2 separate regions of the Mus musculus genome follow, and region 2 is linked to region 1. Evidence: chromatin loops called from intact Hi-C (ENCODE). Cell type or tissue: left cerebral cortex. All regions are shown on one strand. Each heading gives the region's core, and the rest is flanking DNA. Links, peaks and the distances in the headings are about the cores only.

Evidence for each region. A loop is a pair of places that touch in the nucleus more often than their neighbours do. Peaks named below come from ENCODE experiments on the same cell type or tissue, not always from the same donor. Only the 100,000 strongest peaks of a DNase experiment are listed, where the experiment ranks them.
Region 2: it touches region 1 in a loop (2.1-fold over the local background); 5 of 42 quality-filtered maps call a loop at or near these places.

The regions. Positions count from the first base shown.
Region 1 is chr7:97,083,881-97,086,692 of GRCm38, reverse strand. The region is part of intron 1 of Gab2 (growth factor receptor bound protein 2-associated protein 2); the gene reads right to left. Among named protein-coding and RNA genes, the nearest start is that of Gab2, 3.5 kb to the right of the region's middle. In left cerebral cortex, for the core only: a CTCF peak has its summit at 1,213 (motif pointing right); a DNase peak (open chromatin) is centred at 1,202.
Region 2 is chr7:97,171,075-97,173,886 of GRCm38, reverse strand. All of the region lies in intron 1 of Gab2 (growth factor receptor bound protein 2-associated protein 2), which reads right to left. Among named protein-coding and RNA genes, the nearest start is that of Gab2, 91 kb to the right of the region's middle. In left cerebral cortex, for the core only: no CTCF peak of the experiment used is centred there; a DNase peak (open chromatin) is centred at 1,439; H3K27ac peaks cover 717 bases.

The DNA.
Region 1 (2,812 bases), core at 46-2,545:
TCAAACTCCTAATGCTCCCACTGTACCATTCAAAGTGCTAAGATTATACACATGACCCACCATGCCTTGTCTAATTGGCATTTGTAGACTATTTTACTTCTTGATAGTAGAATAAACATCATTTCAAGTACCCAAAGAAATAAAGGAAGAAAATAATATCTTGGGCTATAAAATAAATCTCAACAAACTTAAAATAATTTTATTATACAGAATGTGTTTTATTCCCAAATGGAGCCAACCAAAAAATTGGGAACAGAGAAATAACAAGAAAATCTTTAAACATTTAGAAACAAAGCAACATACATCTAAACAATCAAAGAAAGTCTCAAGTAAAGTTAAAAAAATACATTGAACTAAATGAAAATACAACTGATTAAAATTTTAGAATAACAGTCTTCAAAGGGGATTTATAGCACTAAATGATATATTAGAGGGAAAGTCTCAAATCAGTAATTTAAGCTCCCACATTAAAACATAAACTTAGAAAAATAATGTAAACCAAATGCTACTAGAAAAAAGTTATAATAAAGAACTGAAAACAAATGAGACTGTCAACAGAAAAGCAATAGATAAAAATCAGTAAAATAAATATATGGTCCTTTATAAATATCAGTAAGGTAGGCATGGTGGCACCCTTTAGTCCTGGCCCTTGATGGGTTGATCATGTTGCAGTGCCAGGCCACACATCCAAGATTATATGAATAACATAAATTAGGTTTGATGGGCTTGGGGGAGAATAGGACAGAACGTTGGGCGGGTACGGAAAGGGCTGGATATGGTAAGAGATGGGCAAAGAGCGAATATGATCAAAATACATTGTACAAAATTCTCAAAGAACTAATTTAAAAATTACCAAAAATGGAAAGAATTGTCTTAGTAGGCAGGAGAGAATAGGAACCAAAGTACAGGTAGTAGAATTAGCTCTGACAGTGGGTCACCTTATCTACTCTAAGAAGAGGAAAAAAGGAAGAGAATCATAAACACTGAGTAAATTTGGAATACTGACTAGGATTTGTGCAGATGGCCATACCCTGATCGATTTTCTTTATGATAGAAGGTAAAGTCATCAGCAAACCGTGAAGGGATGAGTTGGTTAACTAATCCAAAGCCTGTAGTACGCATATTTAACGATGGTAATAAAAGTTAACTGCCTCCTTCAGCTCTTCATTAGAACCAATACAACTTTCTTCAAATAAACCACCAGGGGGCAGTGCTGTAACCAATCTTCTTTCCCCTCAAATCCTTAACACTATGAAATTATAATAAATTATAATGCAGTGTATGTTGTAAATTTTTAATCCACAGAAGTCCTGCTTAACATTTAAATAGATGTATTTGTGTGATCTCATGCATGTATGGACTCAGATACATACTTGGGAATGAGGCTGTTTCTTTTGTCAGCCTCTCAGTGCAACCACATGCTGCACCAAGGGTAATACTCAATATATTCCTTTTCCTTCCTACCCAATGTCTTTAGTACACACAACAAATATTTTCTAGATCAGCTGTTATTTCATATGTATAATCAGTTATAAAATCCAATGAGAAAAAAAAATCCCTAAGAACAAAACCCAGTTGCTGGACGTGGTGGCATGGGCCTTCAAAAACAGCTCTTGAGAGGCAGAATCAGGAGATTATGTCAAATTGAAGGCTAGCTTGGGCTACACAGTGAGGTCCAGGCCATCTGGACTGCTGAGTGAAACCCTATCACAAAACAAACTAATTTCCTGACAACATAGCTTTTCCCAAGTTGTGTTTTTCCCCTACTTACCTACCTACCTTTTCCAACAATTTAGGGAGTTATGTTTTCAAAATAGCCTTTAACTATCATGCATTTAATATGCTACTTTCCCCGTTATCTCTGATACTTGATGCATCCTTAAAATAAAGAAATGCTCATCTACAATTCCACATGACTATTATGTATATCAGTCACAACAGCTGTTTAGGGGTTGTGCATGTACCAATCAGGCTGGGAAATACCTCTAAGTTTGAGTCTAATTAATTTGGGCTTCTAAGAAACCAAGGGCAGGGATCTAACCTAAAACAGTTGGCAGAGATTTTTAAAGGAAAAAGTAAATATAAGGTTTGAGATTCAGTGATAGACCTTTTGCCAAGAACCCAAAAGACCTACATTCAATCCTGTGTGTGTGTGTGTGTAAAAGCCAACTGTTTACTCCAGAAATGTAGTGGATGTAGAAGGAGGCTGTACTGGAAGCATAAGTTATTTTGATTGGCTGTTTCAAGTAGGAGGGCTAAACTTCTTTCTACAGTGGGAGAGGCTTCCAGGCACACCAAGCTGTTGCTTGATGTGTCAGATGCCCTAGGGGCTGGAGCCAAAGGGAATGTGTGTGAGAAGGAGGCTGAGGTCACCAGAGGACCCAAGACTGCTAAGGAGTTTAAAAGGGTAAAATCTGTGTTTAACACAAGCCTCCAAACTTGGCTTATTCTGAGCTAACTCTGTTCTAAAAAATACTCAAGAGCTAGGTCATAAAGAGAATCTTCGTAAGTCTGTATCTTCATCCAGTCCTGAGTCAAAGTAGCAACGAGTATCGACTTTTTTTTTACAAGCTATTTCAAAAAACAAAGTTCCAAAGATCTCTAAAGTAGTATTTCTGTTTGTTTTCTCAAATTCAAGGATGACCTGAACTTCTAATCCTCCTTCCCCCTCCCCCTTGGAATGCTGGGATTACAGCCTTGTGCCACCCAGCACTTGTTTATGATGTACTCGGATAAAACCCAGGACATCTTGTATGCTAAGCAAACGTTCTATCAACTATGCTACATTCCTTTCTAATCTGAAATCTTTATT
Region 2 (2,812 bases), core at 68-2,567, 87 kb before region 1:
GAGTACTACTCAGTTATTAAAAAGAATGAATTTATGAAATTCCTAGGCAAATGGATGGACCTGGAGGGCATCATCCTGAGTGAGGTAACCCAATCACAAAGGAACTCACACAATATGTACTCACACAATATGTGGATATTAGCCCAAAACCTAGGATACCCAAGATATAAGATACAATTTGCTAAACGCATGAAACTCAAGAAGAACAAAGACCAAAGTGTGGACACTTTGCTCCTTCCTAGAAATGGGAACAAAACACCCATGGAAGGAGTTACAGAGACAAAATTTGGAGCTGTGACAAAAGGATGGACCATCTAGTGATTGCCATATCCAGGAATCCATCCCATAATCAGCTTCCAAACGCTGACACCATTGCATACACTAGCAAGATTTTGCTGTAAGGACCCAGATATAGCTGTCTCTTGTGAGACTATGCCGGGGCCTAGCAAACACAGAAGTGGATGCTCACAGTCAGCTATTGGATGGGTCACACGGCCCCCAATGGAGGAGCTAGAGAAAGTACCCAAGGAGCTAAAGGGAACTACAACCCTATATGTGGAACAACAATATGAACTAATCAGTACCCCGGAGCTCTTGTCTCTAGCTGCATATGTATCAAAAGATGGCCTAGTCAGCCATCACTGGAAAGAGAGGCCCTTTGGACTTGCAAACTTTATATGCCCCAGTACAGGGGAACGCCAGGGCCAAAAAGGGGGAGTGGGTGGGTAGGGGATGGGGGGGTGGGGATGGGGGACTTTTGGAATAGCATTGGAAATGTAAACGAGGAAAATACCTAATAATAATAATAAAAAAAAAGAATCTCCATTCTGATTTCTATAATGACTGATCTAGTTTATATCCTCTTGAGCATGTATAAAGGTCCCCTTTGAGTCAACACATGTTTTAACATCATGCCAACATGAGGAGCTATTGTGCTTGTCACACACACACAAAATCTCTCTTCTATGTGTAAAGTTCTCAAGGTAAGAAGGGAGTGTCTGTGCAATTGGAACGGGACAATGGAGGACCTAGGCTACTTTAAAGCAGACTAGACTCACAATGGACAAAGGAGTGGGGGCAGAGGCAAAAAAGGGAAATATAGTAGCTGCCACCATAGCCTCACTGAGACAGCTCTGTATCTCCATTGCCATTGTTTATAACTCTGAAGACACCATCCAGACCTAATTAATGAAAGTGTCCATTGGGCAGGGGAAAACACATACACATGCCCCTCCACACACAAAAGCACATTTGTGTCAGGAGGCCTCAGAGTCTGACACACTGAGGACTTGCCTCCCCCATCTCCCCTAGAAAGGCAGCTTTACTAGTATTCCACACAAAAGAGGCTGTGGCAGAGAAGAGAACAAGCTTTCTCCAAAACTGCTGACTTGATTCATCCCCAAGCTGACACAATGTGGAAAGGAAAACTTCAGGAAATGGGTAGATTATGTCCAAGAAAAGATTTCCTGCAAGTAGTTAACAGGAAGCTAACATGAAAAGCAGTACTAAAAATACACAGGCTATTGGAAACAAGCCGCAAGGGCCTGCCATTTCAACAAGCGGCTCAGGAAGTTACCAGGCCTCCCTGCACTTTCATCTAGTGAGGTCAACCTAACATGGGTTACTTACCTAGATAAGCTTATTGGGGGCCCTTAGTGTGATTTAAACTTCACTGTAGGCTTTATCAGTTCTCAATGTGTTTTAGGCTATTCACAGGGATTATTATAGCCCCGAGAGAAGGTAAGAGTCTCAGTGCTTCACACACATAGTTCAACTCATGTGATGAGAAATATGAACCAGTAGAACAAACAACCCCTATGTTCACCTGGATGTGGGCTCAAAAGGAATGAGCCTCACCTCCAATGCAGCTAGGAAAATCTGTATAGAAGGGACAATGAAGTGCACGACGTCGACGTCTATCTGCACTTAGAGATCTGTGTAAATAGGGAAACTAAAATGTGACATCAGGAGGACAGAAGGGAGCTGTTAGGAAGTGATTATTTGTAAATTTTGAGGAAGAACCTTTCTGTGAGTAGTTAAAGGCAGATGTTTCATGTCCAGCTCTTTCATGCTCTTCAGTTAGAGCAGAAACTTAAAGATAGAGTTGGTTTTCAGAGCCATCTCTTTTGCTTATACCTACAAAATCCTAAAAGTCTGCTAAATGTTCATGGAGCTCCAGCATCTGTACTTTCCCCTGTAGTACTGAACACAATTTTAAATGGAAGGCAGAAGGAACAATGTTGAACTTTATTTCAGAGTTGGCTTGGGACTGTGGAGTCCTCAAATGTCCTCAACACCCACCTTCACCCTAACCTGCCCCAAAGGTACATTCCTCATCTTGTATCTGCAGTTTGTATACTTAGAAGTTCTGTACTAAGGTAAAACGTACTACTAAGCATCGTGCAAACACACAGAGACATTATGGTAAGTAATTCTTCCAAGATTAAAATGAATAGTCTGAGAACAAAAATTCTTCAGTGGTATATTCTTTATACCCATCAGGAGACAGATGTAAAGGCCAAGTGGCAAACAAAATGTAGGTGGTCCAGTATGATTAGAGTCTAGGGAGACTGGGCAGGGTAAACACCAAGGTTTTCACAGTGGGTGATCTTTCTTTTGCTGTAAATCCATGGACACTTTGTTGTTGTTGCTCTTATCTTTGCTCATTTCTTTGGCAGCATTTGAGGCAGCTGAGTACTTCTTTCCTAAAGGCTTCTTTGAAATTCTTTTAATTGAGTGAAATCACATTTTCTATGTCTTTCTGTTCAGTCTTCACAAGGTCCTTTTAAGGTCTACAATCCCTATAATTTCA